Linked DNA regions of Homo sapiens: region 2 is linked to region 1. The links are chromatin contacts, found by Hi-C or POLR2A ChIA-PET in ENCODE. All regions are on one chromosome and are shown on one strand. Each heading gives the region's core, a stretch centred on a gene start or an enhancer-like site at or near the end of the contact. The rest is flanking DNA. Distances are from core to core; before and after follow the strand shown.

The links. A loop is a pair of places that touch in the nucleus more often than their neighbours do. ChIA-PET counts read pairs that join two places held with the same protein, here RNA polymerase II (POLR2A). Pooled maps may share reads with other maps.
Region 2: a map with no recorded cell type shows a loop between it and region 1 (15-fold over the local background). The contact joins the promoter of LINC00921 here to the enhancer-like site in region 1. A Hi-C loop is called at or near these places in 1 of 37 single-sample maps with no recorded cell type and 5 of 50 pooled maps. POLR2A ChIA-PET finds 5 or more read pairs at or near these places in 2 of 52 experiments (Caco-2 and WTC11).

What each region holds. Positions count from the first base shown.
Region 1 is chr16:3,000,960-3,008,681 of GRCh38, reverse strand. GREP1 (glycine rich extracellular protein 1) reads right to left here. Exons shown (of 29, transcript NM_001396456.1): 28 at 7,348-7,401; 29 at 6,671-7,121. The coding sequence ends at 7,096. Among named protein-coding and RNA genes, the nearest start is that of CLDN9, 8.1 kb to the left of the region's middle. RefSeq lists enhancers at 1-124, 125-1,084, 2,420-2,714, 4,520-4,814, 3,961-4,919 and 1 more and silencers at 4,376-4,465, 4,476-4,575, 4,520-4,814, 4,562-4,855. Within about 2 kb of position 3,846, at least 13 of the 41 ENCODE cell types and tissues checked have a DNase peak (open chromatin) inside an H3K27ac peak, as active enhancers do.
Region 2 is chr16:3,260,152-3,267,873 of GRCh38, reverse strand. It overlaps LINC00921 (long intergenic non-protein coding RNA 921), which reads right to left and starts at 4,106. Exons shown (of 2, transcript NR_033904.1): 1 at 2,106-4,106; 2 at 307-748. RefSeq lists enhancers at 3,126-3,195, 3,346-3,445, 3,886-4,045 and a silencer at 3,686-3,865.

The sequences.
Region 1 (7,722 bases), core at 2,597-5,096:
CCTGTTGTCCTCAGCCCTCACTAGACCTAGGTTGGGAGGTCCTAGACCCTCTCCTAGGCCCCCGTGCACCTGGATTCAGTTGGATCTTGGGAAAGGAAGGGTTAAGGTTGGGGCCTAATCAGGGACTGGAATGCCATTGATATGGAAAAGTGGGGGCCCCTTGGTGTGGTTACCATCTCAATGGCACTTTAACACCTCCAGCGAAGTCCCCTCCCCCATCCACCACGTCTGGGAAAAGAGGTGGGGGAGGGGAACCTTCCCCACTGTACTACCCTGGGAGGAAAGGAAGCCGGCTCTCCACCAGTCCCTTCCTGGAGCGACAAAATGGACCTCGTTTTTGTTCCGTCTAGGAGGAAAGAGGGGCAGGGAGGCTCAGGTGGGCAGAAGAAACCAGAGATCAGCTTAGATAGGGTCGAAGTGGGTTAACCCGCGCCTCTTAGAGGGGGAAGTGTGGCCTGACCACAAAGGAAAGGAAGGAAGTTACCAGGAGCTACCATGCGCCAGGAACAGTGCGGGGGTGGGTGTGGGGGCAGCACACTAAGAACCCCAAGGGCAGAGTCACCCACTGCGCCCGGAGGAGCCAAGACCCAGATCTTACAGGTAGAGAAGCTGGTCCCCTAGCTCCCAAACCAAAAGGTGCAGCTAAATCTCGGTGTTGCAGCTGTCACCCTCACGGGCTCACTGCCCACCTTCACAGACAGGAACAAGCTCAGGGAGCTGAGCGAACCTGACCAAGTGCACAGCGGGAAGCAGGACACACCTGACACCAACCCAGACCCTGACTTTGGAGCTAGCCCCCCTAGGTGGGCTAAGAGAGCCTCCTGAACCTCTTTCCCGACAGGGCAGCGGGGCAGGGCCTCTCCTTCTTCTGGGCCTCCCAAGCACCATCCCGTTCCTCCTTGTCCCAAATTCTTCGAGGCTCCCAGTACAGGGAAACCTCTGCAGAAAACTGCATTTGGATCTGATTACGGAAGAGGCCCCCTCCACCAGCTGGCTCACTCTCATTGCCATGTCCCTGGCAAGGGAAGTGCCCTTTGCTCCCCACTTGCAGGGGGCAGCGGGCTGGACTCCCAGAACCTCATGCGAGCCCCACCCCAGGGCTCCCTGGGCAAGTCACAGCTGCCCAAACCTCAGGTGCTCCTGGCTGTAAAGCAGAGAGGAGACAGCTCTGCTTCAACCCTGGCACATCCCTGGACTGGCACCTTGGGGATCGAGGTGGGTATTGACTCAAGACAAGCATATTTTGTCAAAAGCATAATGGAGGTTTCACTTGTACACCTGGGCAGACTCCACTGACTGGGTAACAATTAACTTTATTATCAGTAGTAACTGTCAGTTTCAACCAGCAGCAGTTATCGCTCCCACCCTTTGAGGGTGGGGGCCCCGTGGCTAATGCTGTCTTTAAGAATACACATCTGTGTACTTCCTGTTTCTTAGCTGAGAGAGGAGGCCTCAACAATATAAAGCGCAGGGAGCTGGGGAGCGGCAAGCCAGTGGGAATGGGCACCTGGCCATAAGTCAGAGAAGGGGAAGGAGAGTTACTTTATTCTCTTCTGGTGCCAGTAAGAACTTTATCAAGGTACTAGTGCCATCAGCTCCTGCCCAAGGGCACCCAGGGCCCCAGGTCAGCATGACGGATTTAAGACACATTACGTTCTGGGAAGACGGCTAGGAAGGTAGGTCAGCCCCACAGGGGAGAGGACACTGCATGTCCAGATGGGGGCACGCAAAATGATACCTCCACCCTCTAAGCCCTGGAATCTGTGAATGTGACCTCACTTGATAAAAGGGCCTTTGCACATGTAATTAAACTAAGGATATCAAAATGAGATTATCCTAGGTTTCAGGCGGGTCCTACCTTCAACGACAATCCAACCTCTTACAACATAAAAACAGGGAGATTGGAGACAGACATGGGGAGAAGGCCATGTGAAGACGGAGGCAGGAACTCCTGTGATGCGGCCACAAGCCACAGAGGGCCTGGAGCCACCAGGAGCTGGAAGAGGCAGGAGGGATCCTCCCCTAGCACCTGTGAAGGGAACAGGGTCCTGCCCACACCTTTATTTTTGACTTTTGGCCTCCAGAATTGTAACGAATACATTTCTGTTGTTTGAAGCCATGCAGTGTGTATAAATTTGCTACTGCGGTCAGGCCGGGCGCGGTGGCTCACGCCTGTAATCCCAGCACTTTGGGAGGCCGAGGCGGGAAGATCACGAGGTCAGGAGATCGAGACCATCCTGGCTAACATGGTGAAACCGCATCTCTACCAAAAATAAAAAAAATTAAAAAATAAAATTTTTACTGCAGTCACAAAGAACTAGTACACTGCCCTTCTTGGTGGTGGGTCCCGGGCTCTCCGAGGTCCCCCAGGGTCAAGGTTGGCTTTCTGATACCAGTCCTAGGCTGCTGGAGAAGAGCCCACTGAGAAAGAATTTTCGCCTGATTACCTGAGCTCAGGCCACCTAGGGAACAAAGAGAACTTTATTAAGTTGTAGAGGCTGCACAGAAACTGGCAGGTGGGGTGCAGGCAAAGCTGGAGAGAACAGGAGCTTCCTCTCAGGGCCCAGCCCGGGTGGGGGTGGGGGAAGCTCTCCTGTCCCATGGGGATGACTTCACAGCCCTTGCATGTGACCCTTGGGTCCAGTATCGATCCCCACCACTGCTTCCCTGGTGCGCACAGCCAGCCCGACCCCTGGATCTGTTTCAGTTGAAAATTTGACTTCTGAAGACTTTTCAAAGGCCGGGCGCAGTGGCTTATGCCTGTAATCCCAGCAGTTTGGGAGACGGGCGGATCACCTGAGGTCTGGAGTTTGAGACCAGCCTGACCAAAATGGAGAAACCCCGTCTCTACTAAAAATAGAAAATTAGCTGGGCGTGGTGGCGCATGCCTGTAAACTCAGCTACTCAGGAGGCTGAGGCAGGAGAATCGCTTGAACCCAGGAGGCGGAGGCTGTGGTGAGCCGAGATTATGCCATTGCACTCCAGCCTGGGCAACAAGAACGAAACTCCGTCTCAAAAAAAAAAAAAAAAAAAAAAAGACTTTTGCGGCAGGATCAGAATTTTCAAGAGCCATACACTGAGGATGGCCTTAGCCATGGCATCCAGACCCTTTATTTATAAGAGAAATGAAATATTTGGATATAGTTAAAGCACTTTAAACTTTTTTTTTTTTTTTTGAGACGGAGTTTAGCTCTTGTTGCCTAGGCTGGAGTGCAATGGCACCATCTCGGCTCACCCCAACCTCCGCCTCCCGGGTTCAAGCGATTCTCCTGCCTCAGCCTCCCGAGTAGCTGGGATTACAGGCATGTGCCACCACGCCCGGCTAATTTTGTATTTTTAGTAGAGACAGGGTTTCTCCATGTTGGTCAGGCTGGTCTCAAACTCCTGACCTCAGGTGATCCGCCAGCCTCAGCCTCCCAAAGTGCTGGGATTATAGGCGGGAGCCACCGCGCCCGGCCCAGCACTTTAAACTTTTGTTTTCATACCCTTGATCCCCATTTCCTTGGACACGTGCTGTGGGCCCCGCCCGCTGCCCTGATCACTAGCCAGGTTATCAGCCCAGGGGACGGGTTACATTCTCAAATAACCTAGCAAGAGGCCTGCTGGAGGGCAGCAGGGGAAAATGGAAGACCCGAATCTTTAGACAAGTCTATTTTCAGACTCGCTCCTTTCTCTACCAAACCTGAGCTGCTTCCGATTCTCCTTCTCTCTTCCCCAAACTGGGCTCTAACCCCCGTCCTCTGAATCCATGCCCGGGGAAGGTGGCTACGGGCACTGGCCCTGTCGGGGGCTGCCTACTCACCCGCCGCGGGAGGGGCCAGGTCAGCAGGGCGGCGACAGGAAGAAATGCGGGGACAGGGGCACGGGCGGTGGCAGGGGAAAGGCGGACAGCAGCCATGGGTCGCGGGTCTCGGGGGCCGTCAGCAGGCTGAAGGGAGAGGGTCGCGCGGGCAGCGGCGGAAGCGGATGCGGCGGCGGCTCGGAGACCAGGGGCGGGCGGACGAGCGCGCCCACGGGCCCAGGGGCTGAGGCGACGGCGGACACGGGCAGCGGAAGCAGCGGTAGGAGCGCGGGCGGAGCGCGCGGGCGCGGGCAGGCGCGGCAGGTCCTGCAGTGCGAGCACGGCGGCGGAGAGCGCGGGTGAGCAGGCTTCGGGCGGCAGCTCGGGCAGTGCCAGATGCGCGCCGGGGCCCCAGGGCGCCAGCGGCTCGGGCCGCAGCGGGAGCGCGGGCAGCGGTGGCAGCTCGGCCAGGGCGAGAGCGGAGGGCGTCGGCGGCCCGGGGCTCAGGCCGGGCGGCAGGCCGGGCAACGGCGGGTGCGGCAGGGACGGCGGGGGCAGCGGGGTGGGCGGCAGCGTCGAGCGGGCCCGGCCCAATCGCGAGTGGGCGCGGGCGCGGGCGAGCCGCGGGTGCGAGCTGGAGCGGGGCAGCCGCGCCGCCAGCTTGGCTGCGGCCGCCACCCCGGTTGCGGCCGCCAGCCCAGGGCCCCAGAGCGCGCCGCCAGCCGTGACCTGGTACCTCGGGAGGTGGCCAAGCGCCGCACTCCGAGCGGCCCAGCCAATCGCAGATGCTCGCCGCCGCACCCCAACCAATCACGGGCCAGTGCGCTCGCGGTCTACGGGTCCCACCCGGCAGCTGTCAAGGGCTACCCTTGGCAGCCAATCAGAGATATGAGCGCGCTCCGCCAAGTTCTTCTTCCCGCCCTCTCCTGGTCCCAGCCAATCGCTGTGTCCCAGGTGCCGCAGCTGCTCCCCGCCCTCAGCTAGCCTGGCTATCAGGCGCTGCACACGCGCAGTGGGCGCCCCCACCTGGCTTGAGGATCTGCGGATTCGCTGCGACACCGAGGCGCGGCGCCTCACCAATTTTTTTTTTGTTTGTTTTTTAGGTGGCTTTTTTGGGGACTGAGCCCCTCACTCTGGCGCCCAGGCTACATTGCAGTGGCGCGGTCTTGGCTCAGTGAAGCCTCGACCTGCCGGACTAAAGCAGTTCTCCCGCCTCAGCCTCCCCAAGTAGCCGGGACTACAGGTGCACGCCACCACACCCGGCTAATTATTATGGTCTTTAAATTTAAAAAAAAAATTTTTTTTAGACGGAGTCTCGCTCTATCCCCCAGGCTGGAGTGCATTGGCGCAGTCTCAGCTGCAACCTCCGCCTCCTGGTTCAAACGAGTCTCCTGCCTCAGCCTCCTGAGCAGATGGGATTACGGGCGCCCGCCACCATGCCCGGCTAATTTTTGTGTTTTTAGTAGAGACGGGGTTTCGCCATGTTGGCCAGGCTGGTCTCGAACTCATGACCTCATGATGCACCCGCCTCGGCGTGCCAAAGTGCTGGGATTACAGGCGTGAGCCACCGCGCCCGGCCTAATTATTATATTTTGTGTAGAGATGGAGTCTCACCATGTTGCCCAGGCTGGTCTCGAACTCCTGGGCTCAAGCGATCCGCCGGCCTCAGTCTTCCAAAGTGCTGGGATTCCAGGCATGACCCACCGCGCCCGCCCCCCGACGCCACCGATGTGGAGTGTGAGATTGTCCTCTCGTTGCTGTTTACCCATTGCAACTCAGGTATGAGGATCCTGTGTGGATGGGTCAAGGTGCACAGATTTCCATTCAGTTATCTTATAAGAAAGATAAAACGATATCACAATTCAAAAGTAAAGTTTGGTGATAATATACTTAGCATTTGTGTTAAAGTTCCTAAGAACAATTGTAAATGACAGATGGGTGCGAATCTGGTAGCTCAGAACAAAAAGGATAAAATGGTCAATCTATTCAAAATTGGAATATAGAAACTTTTTTTTTTTTTTTTTGAGACAGGATCTTGCTCTTTCGCCCATGCTGGAGTGCAGTAGTGCCATCATGGCTCACTGCAGCCTCGATCTCCTCGGCTCAAGTAATCCTCTCACCTCAGCCTCCCAAGTAGCTGAGACTACAGGCATGCGCCACCCTGCCAGGCTAAGTTTTTTATTTGTGGAGATGGGAGTCGCCGGGTGCGGTGGCTCACGCCTGTAATCACAGCACTTTGGGAGGCCGAGGCGGGCGGATCACGAGGTCAGGAGGAGATCCAGACCATCCTGGCTAACATGGTGAAACCCCGACTCTACTAAAAGTACAAAAACTTAGCTGGGCAGGCGCCTGTAGTCCCAGCTACTTGGGAGGCTGAGGAAGGAGAATGGCATGAACCCGGGAGGGGGAGCTTGCAGTGAGCCGAGATTGCGCCACTGCACTCTAGCCTGGGCGACAGAGCGAGACTCCGTCTCAAAAAAAAAAAAAAGAGAGAGAGAATCAAGAGAGTCAAGTCGATTATGTTTCTAATTGTTGTTTGAGATGTCTAAGGCTATTTCGTTAATCAGGCATTTAAGGCACGCAAAATATTTAGGGAAAAGTCGAGTTGTGAAATTCGTATTTGTTTTTATTTACTTATTTATTTTTTATAGAGATGGGGGTCTCACTATATTGCCCAGGCTGGTCTTTAAATTGTAGGCTCAAGCAATCCTCCTGCCTTGGCCTCCCAAAATACTGGGATTACAGGCGTGACCCACCATGCCTGGCCGAGCTGTGAAATTTATAAACTAATTAAGCATTCATCAAAGATTGTGAAAGTGAGTTTTACATCCAAATTATTAGTCAATACAATATCTGGAAGGCCACTATAAAAGCTTAAGGAAAATGAGATTTTTATCTAACAACTTTAATAAATCGATTATAAATGAAAACACAAAGAATGAAGTGTTCTTTTCCATGCACAAGGCCCCTAACTTGGATGTGGTTCCCCCGCTAGGCGGTCACCAAGTGATGCCCTCCCTGAGGGCAGGCGTTGATCGAGTCTGTTTTCTTCTCATGATTTCTCCTGTTGGGAACATGGTCCCTGGCACATGGCCTCATTGATGTTTGCCAAATGAATGAATGAGGTGCTGGGTGGTGGCTGCAGGCCCATGCCACTCCCACCCTGGTCAGCAAGCCCCTTGCATGGCACGCGGAGGCAAGCAGGGAAGCACGTTTGTGGTTCTAGCATGGAGGAGACCCCCGGCCAGGCAGCACCAGAGGCCAAGCCCAAGGGTCTGTCTTCCTTGCTGGGCAGGCGAGGGGCATTGCAGTGCTCAGCATTTCCCCAGAGGGCAGCGGCCTGGGAAGACATAGAGCTGGGCTAGGGAGGGGCGGGGCCCTGGTGAGGCCTTGCCCCCTCCTCCCCTCCCAGGGACCTGAGCTTCTGGGGTCAGTCACTCAGCAGCCACCTACAGGTGGCAGAACCTGCTATCCTTCCCAAGGGCTGGGTGTCCCCCAGTATGGCTGGAGGGGTGACCACGGGGGGCCTTTGGGCAGGCGGCTCGGCCATTGCGCCTCCCTCTCACCTCCGTAGCCATTCCCCAGCTGGCCATTGCTGCCTCTCTTCACGTCGGGGCCCCCTGTGGCACAGACAGACAGACCAGGAGCACTCGGGTCACCAGAGAGCTTCCGTCCACCCCAGCTTCAACCCAGGCTGTGGGAGACACCCCCTCCCCGGAGGGCCCAGGGCTCAGCTCTGCCTCAGTTTCTCAGAGGACCGGGGGGAGAGGGACAGAGTATGGAGAACTGAGTCCGTGATGGCCCTCGTTCCCAACTCCATCACCTCCCCTTCTTGGTCCAGTGTCTGGGCTGGCTCTCAGGGTCCCGGGCTCTTCTGGCCTCTCCTCCAGCTCCATTCCTTCCTGCTCCTTCCTGCCTATGCCCTCCTGGCCTCTTCTCAC
Region 2 (7,722 bases), core at 2,857-5,356, 260 kb before region 1:
CAGGAGGCTGAGGCAGGAGAATGGTGTGAATCCGGGAGGCCCAGCTTGCAGTAAGCAGAGATCGTGCCACTGCACTCCAGCCTGGGTGACAGAGTGAGACTCCATCTCAAAAAAATAATAATAATAAATAATTAAATTTAAAAAGCTGTAGGGAGCTAAGCCATGATTGCAACACTGCACTCCAGTCTGGGTGATAGAGCGAGACCCTGTCCCCAAATAAATAAATAAACATACCCACCTCACATGAGGATAGTGAAGTCTAGGAAGAAACACCTATTACCTTGTATCCAGCATTGTTCTTGGTGCTTTGTGTGTATTAGCTCATTTAATCTTCACAACAACTCTAGAACCCCCATTTTACAGTTGATAGAAACAGGGACAAAGAGGGTAGGTATATCACTTGGCCAGCGTCACACCCTGCTATGAAGCACTCACATGAGGCAACGTAAAGCACACACAATACTTAGCACCTATAAACTGCATCAATTAAAGGTCATCCACTGCAGTTCCAAAGCTGTAATTTTTGGTATTTTGACATCCCCACTTCACAGACAGCCTTGGAAATATTTTCTGTGGTTTTTGAACTCCAGTTTTAGCTCTGACTTACACAGTCGTTTTCTCCTAACTACTTCCTGCAGCATTAAGAATTGTTTCCAGCTGCTGGTTTCTGCAGAGGATTGTCCTTGGAGCGTGGGGTGTCCACTGTGGTTCCAGCCGCAGCCCTGGTGCCCACACATGAAGATGCCCTCTACAGGACAGAAAGAGAAATACCACCTGATGTTGGCTGGGATATGGGCACTGTCTTTGTTCCAAAGAACCAAAGCTTTTCTTGGCAAATGGCCTGTCAGTCATTTCAGTTTATCTCAACTGCATTTTTAAAATTTCAGTTTCTGCTCTGGAGCTTCAGAGGAATTGAGACATGAGACAATTATGCCCTAAAGAACAGTCTGTCTGCATAAATGTTATGCCTGCAGTGTGTGTGTGTGTGTGTGTGTGTGTGTGTGTTTGGAGATAGGTCTGGGACGTGTTTCCTTCGGTACTGGCTCAAGGTTCCTTATTTGACTTGCTAATTTAAACTTATTCTACTTTGGAAACCTCGAATATTTTTTCTCTATGGGCAGAGTCTGCTTTTAAAAATCATTTGTTTAATCTTCTGCACCCCAGTGAAACAAAGTCTCAGCTAATAAATTTTTTAATTTTTCTGCTGTAAAAGTAATGGAGCAAAATAAGAAATTTCTCCTCTAACATTTAGCTTGCCATATTTTATTTTCCGTTACTATTTCACAATGAGCATATATTTGTGGACTATGTTTCATGAGTCATAAAACTTTAAAAATGCTCATTGAACGCCGGGCATACTGGTTCACGCCTGTAATCTGAGCACTTTGGGAGGCTGAGGCGGGCAGAACACAAGGTCAGAAGTTCGAGACCAGCCTGACCAACATGGTGAAACCCCATCTCTAACTAAAAATACAAAAATTAGCCGGGCGTGGTGGCGTGCGCTTGTAATCCCAGCTACTCAGGAGGCTGAGACAGAAAATTGCTTGAACCCGGGAGGCGGAGGTCGCAGTAAGCCCAGATCATGCCACTGCACTCCAGCCTGGGCAGCAGCGTGAGACTCCGTCTCAAAAAAATAATAATAAAATAAAAAAATAAAACGTATAGATGACATAGAGGGAAAAGGCCAACTTCTACCCCCAATTCTACTCTTGAAAGGTAGTCATATTTATTTCTTGCATTTCCCTCCAGATACTTAAATTTTAACATTTTTTTCTCTTATTTACAAACATGGGATCATGCTATCTGCACTGTAGTGCAAATGTGCTTTTTCCACTGAATAATACATAAACCATCTTTGCACATTAGCACACAGAAATTCACCGCACTGTTTTCAGTGGATGCAGTGTAGTCCAAGGAATGGATTCACCAAAACTTACTCAGCTATTCAGCCAGTGCCCTGGTGACAGACATTTAAGGGGTTTACAGTTTCTAACTAACTGGCAAGTGTGGCAGGCAGGGAAATGATCTAGGATGATTACCATCATTTGTGTAAGAAAGTGCCCCTGAGAACACCATGAAGGTGAATACAGCCTCGATATGCTTACCTGAAGACAGTAGTCTCGATGGGTAGGACTTAAATCCAATGTAGGAACTAGAAAAACAGACCATCTAGCTGGGTTTCCAAGCTTTTTTGTGGGCTGCAATACACTTGGATCAAAGGAAATCTTTCTTGAAGGTTAAATATGTAAAACAGTTAAAAAGTAGTGGCCGGTCTGGCATTAGTTGGGAGAGGGGGGAGGGGGTAGGAGGGAAGGAGGGAGGTCTATGCCTATGAAGCTCCTGAAATAAGAAACCTGGGCCGGGCGCGGTGGCTCACGCCTGTAATCCCAGCACTTTGGGAGGCCGAAGCGGGCGGATCACGAGGTCAGGAGAGCGAGACCATCCTGGCTAACATGGTGAAACCCCGTCTCTACTAAAAATACAAAAAATTAGCCGGGCGTGAAAATTAGCCGGGCGTGGTGGCGGGCGCCTGTAATCCCAGCTACTCGGAAGGCTGAGGCAGGAGACTGGCGTGAACTCGCGAGGCGGAGCTTGCAGTGAGCGGAGATGGCGCCACTGCACTCCAGCCTGGACGACAGAGCGAGACTCCGTCTCAAAAAAGAAGAAAGAAACCAGATGCATGTGCCTTCTTTGAGCCAAACCATTACCTCTCTGGCTCACAGCATGTTACTAGATTTGTTCAAAAGGAAAAAACAGAAGTTTCAGCAACCGTACTCTAGGGTTCTGAGGGGGCAGAGTTTGAGAATCCTTGCTCTAGCCCGCCTCTGCTGATTATAAGGGAGAAAACGGCAGTGCTGCTGTTAGGCTGATGTATCTGTTCCTTTCACAGCTTTGGTCATAACTGGTAATTACCATTTACTTGTTCTCAGCCTCCTTGGAACAGCGATCTTGCCTGACACGTGCACCCTCGCACGTGGCACAGTAAGTGGGACACATTAGGCACTCGGAAAATATTTGCTGTAAACATGAAAGAAGGGCGACAGGCTAATAAAGTGTGGAAGGGTTTTGGGGTCAGCACAGCCCCGGGACGTCCCATCCCCGTGGGCCGCGGGCCGCCCGGAATACGACGACTCCACTTGCCGGCGCTGCTCCCGGGATACCAGCGACAACAGCGGCTCAGTCCCGGCAAACGGCGCGTGGCCCCTCCGGCGAAAAGCAGCTATAGGCTGTTGCGGCTGCCAATCAGACCAACAGAGCCGCGACTCGGAGACCTCTGGGAGACGTGGGCCCCCGCTAATCCGCCCTCCAATTGGCTCGCGTGCTCCCGGGGCGCTCTGGGAGATGTGTTTCTGGGAGTGTTCCGCGCATGTGCATGCGTGAGGGCGGGGCGTCGGGGTCGGGCTGGAGTGTCTGTCGCGCCTTATGTGGGCCCCTCGGCAGAAGACGCACTTTCGGCAGAAGCCGCACTTTTGGCAGAAGCCGCCCTGGGTCCTTTCCCTCCCGCAGGCAGGCCGGGACCCCGGCGGGAATTGCGTGCAGGTCGGGTCTCGCTTGACCCCAGCGCCTCCCCGCGTCCGGGCACACTGCGGACAGTTCCTTTTTATTCTCTACCGCTACTTCCTCTTTATCTTCTGCCGCTCTTTCCACACGTCTCCTCCCCCAGGCCGCTTCCCTTTGGGGCGCCGGGCCAGGGAGGGGCTGCCGGACCGGAGACCCCGGACTCGCGCCGGTCTCCGCTCGGGCGTGGGGTCCGTGGGGCGTCGGCGGGAGGGGTCCTGGAGGAGACGGCTGTGCCGGGGCGGGACCCCCTGTCCTCTTAACAGACGCGCCCCTGACAGTCGTGCCAGTCGCCGCCCTGGGCTTTGGGGACGTCCGAGGACGCAGCTGGCGGTTCCTCCCGCGGTTCCCGGCACTGTTACTTCCCCGAATTCCCAGAACAACCCATTTGATAGGAAATGGAAACTGAGAAAAATCGAGTAATTTACTCACGTCACACGGCCACCAGATATTTGAATCTCGTATTTCCCACCACTTCGTGGCTTCCAGGCTCATAAACAAGAAGTTGCAAAACAGGGTGAGGCGTGGGAATGACAGCAGCACGGGGCGGGGAGTGGAAGGGCGGAGCACCTTAGAGGGCAGGATTCAGCAAACGGAACCTCAAAGGAAACAGTGTCAGTGCTGCTGCTTAGTTGGTAAGAAAACAAAGGGCCGGGCGCGGTGGCTCACGCCTGTAATCCCACCACTTTGGGAGGCCGAGGCGGTCGGATCGCGAGGTCAGGAGTTCGAGACCAGCCTGACCAATATGGTGAAACCCTGTCTCTACTAAAAAATACAAAAATTAGCCGGGCGTGGTGGCGCGCGCCTGTAGTCCCAGCTACTCAGGAGGCTGAGGCAGGAGAATCGCTTGAACCCCGGAGGCACATGTAGTGAGCTAAGATCGCGCCACTGCACTCCAGCATGGGCGACAGAGTGAGACTGCGTCTCAAAAAACAAACAAACAAAAAAAGGGAGTAGCTGCCTTCCAGACACAGTTTTGTTATTTTTCTGCCCCTTTCACTAGCCTGTCAGCCCTTTGGTGGCCGGGGATTGCGTGTCCAAAGCCTGGCTGCTAGTCAGGTTCCTATAAATATTGGTAGGACAGAGCGTATTAAAGTTTTTATTTTAAGATTTTTAAGCACAAGAAAGTTGAGAGAGTAACATGAATACTCACGTACTCTCCACCTAGATTTAATAATCAGAAAAAATTATGTGTGTAGGCCTTTATTTTTTACAAACCCTCTTGTTTAACGTTACCGCCTTCCAAATGAAGCTCATTGGTGAGTGGTGTGGGGATCTATTCAGAGCCCCATGACTGCAGCCCTTCAGCAGGGTTAAGGCCACCTGCCACACCCCACTTTGGGAAGCTGGCTTCCTCTCCTCTCCCTCCGTTTCCAAGCTGCTCAGGAGGTGCCCTCAGAAAGATCAGTTACAATTAGTGTTATCTGCGTAGGGGACTGGGCAGCAGATCTCATTGATCTGGGCTGGGATCGGCAGGTGGGTTGGTCCAAGTTGAGAGGGAGATCCTGCAGAAGCTCTTAGCTGCTGCAGGATTCAACACTAACTCCTTAAGGTAGCAACAAGGGCCCTTTGTAAAATCTGGCCAGAAACAGGTATCTTAGATGCATCTTCACACCCGCCAGTATCCAGTCTACCCTTATCATGTCAGCCCTGCTTTCAGAATCACCCAGAATCTGACCCTTCTGCCTCCACAGTGGTTCAGGGCCCTGCAGTCGCTTTCCTGCATTGTGACAATAGATTGCTTTCTCCTCTCTGTTTCCACCTTTCTCATCTCTTGTCTCTTATGGAAGCCAGAGTGTTCTCTTTTCTTTTCTTTCTTTTTTTGAAACAGTCTCACTCTTTCACCCAGGCCAGAGTACAGTGGTGCGATCACAGGTCACTGCAACCTCCGCCTCCCAGGTTCAGGTGATTCACCTCAGCCTCCAGAGTAGCTGGGACTACGCGCACATCACCACCACACTCAGCAAATTTTTGTATTTTCAGTAGAGACGGGCTTTCACCATGTTGGCCAGGCTTATCTCGAACTTCTGACCTCAGGTGATCCACCTTCCTTGGCTTCCCAAAGTGCTGGATTATATGTGTGAGCCACCGCGCCCGGCCCAGAATGTTTCTTTTAAAGCGTAACTCCAATTATGTCACTGCTCTGCTCAAACTTTCCAGTGTCCCCTCATCTCAGAGTAAGAGCCAAGTCCTTGCTGTGTCCTGGGAGCCCTGCTACTTGATAGGGGACTCCAGCTCCCTCTCTAACCCCTCCATCCACTCCTCCTCCGTGCCTCTGCTCCAGCCACCACTCTTCCTCAAACACTAAGCACAAAGTTACCCCTTTTGCACTCTGTAAATAGGCAAAGACTGCTCATCCTCAAAATGAATACCTGGCTTACTCCTCTTCCTTTGGGTCTCTGTTCAAGCACAAAAGCCTTCTTCAAGTGCCCTATTAAAATATGAAACCAGGGGGCACGGTGGCTCATGCCTGTAATCACAGCACTTTGGGAGGCCAAGGCGGTTGGATCACTTGAGGTCAGTTGTTTGAGACTGGCCTGGCCAACATGGTGAAACCCCGTCTTTACTAAAAATACAAAAATTAGCCTGGCATGGTGGTGTGAGCCTGTAATCCCAACTACTTGGGAGGCTGAGGCAGGAGAATTGCTTGAACCCGGGAGGCAGAAGTTGCAGTGAGCCAAGATAGCACCACTGCACTCCAGCCTGGGTGACAGAGTGAGACTCTGTCTCTAAATAAATAAATAAAAATAAAAAAATATGAAACCAATCCCCTGCACTCACTAACCCTATTATTCTGCTGTTTTTTCCCCCAACTTATCACTCCCTGATACATTGTGTATTTGTTTGTTTATATCAATTCACACTTTCCTATAAGAATGTGGGCTCTTGGCTGGGCGCAGTGGCTCATGCCTGTAATCCCAGCACTTTGGGAGGCCGAGGTGGGCAGATCACAAGGTCAGGAGATCGAGACCATCCTGGCTAACACGGTGAAACCCCGTCTCTACTAAAAATACAAAAATTAGCCGGGCGTGGTGGCAGGCGCCTGTAGTTCCAGCTACTCGGGAGGCTGAGGCAGGAGGATGGCGTGAACCCGGGAGGTGGAGCTTGCAGTGAGCTGAGATAGCACCACTGCACTCCAGCCTGGGCAATATAGCTAGACTCCGTCAAAAAAAAAAAAATGCGGGATCTTCTGAGCCAGGCGCAGCAGCTCACGCCTGTAATCCCAGCACTTTGGGAGGCCGAGGTGGGTAAATCACTTGAGGCCGGGAGTTTAAGACCAGCCTGGCCAACATGGTGAAACCCCGTCTCTACTAAAAATACAAAAATTAGCCAGGCGTGGTTGTCGGTACCTATAATCCCAACTACTTGGGACGCTGAGGCAGGAGGATCGCTCAAACACTGGAGGCAGAGGTTGCAGTGGCGAGATTGCGCTACTGCCCTCCAGCCTGGGCGACTGAGTGAAATTCCATCTCGAAAAAAAAAAAAGAATGTGGCCTCTTCTGAAGGGCATTTATATCAGAAAAAAAAGAATGTGAGCACTGCAAGAAGTTTTTTTCTGTTCAGTTCTGTATCAGTAGTACCTAGAATAGCATCTGGCATACAGCAGGTGCTCCAAGAGTAAATGAATGGCCCTGTGGTGCCTCTTCCTAGCTAGACATGTGTTCAGTATGTCAATTAACCCATCTAAACAGGGTGGGCAATTGTCCCAATTTCCCCGGACTGTGGTCGTTCCCAGAACTAGGCTTTCAGTGCTAAGACTGGGCAAATTGGGTTTTGCTCCTAGACAAAATGTGTTGGTCACCCTACCTGTAAGCCTACATTTCATCATCTATGAAAAAATAGTTGGCTGGTCACGGTGGCGCACGCCTGTAATCCCAGAACTTTGGGAGGCTGAGGCGGGCGAATCACAAGGTCAGGAGTTCAAGACCAGCCTGGCCAACATGGTGAAACCCCGTCTCTACTAAAAATACAAAAAATTAGCTGGGTGTAATGGCGGGCACCTGTAATGCCAGCTACTCGGGAGGCAGAGGCAGGAGAATCGCTTGAACCCGGGAGGCGGAGGTTGCAGTGGGCCATGATCTTGCCACTGCACTCCAGCCCAGGTGATAAGAGTGAGACTCTGTCTCAAAATAAATCAAGTAAATAAATAAGTAAATACTATAT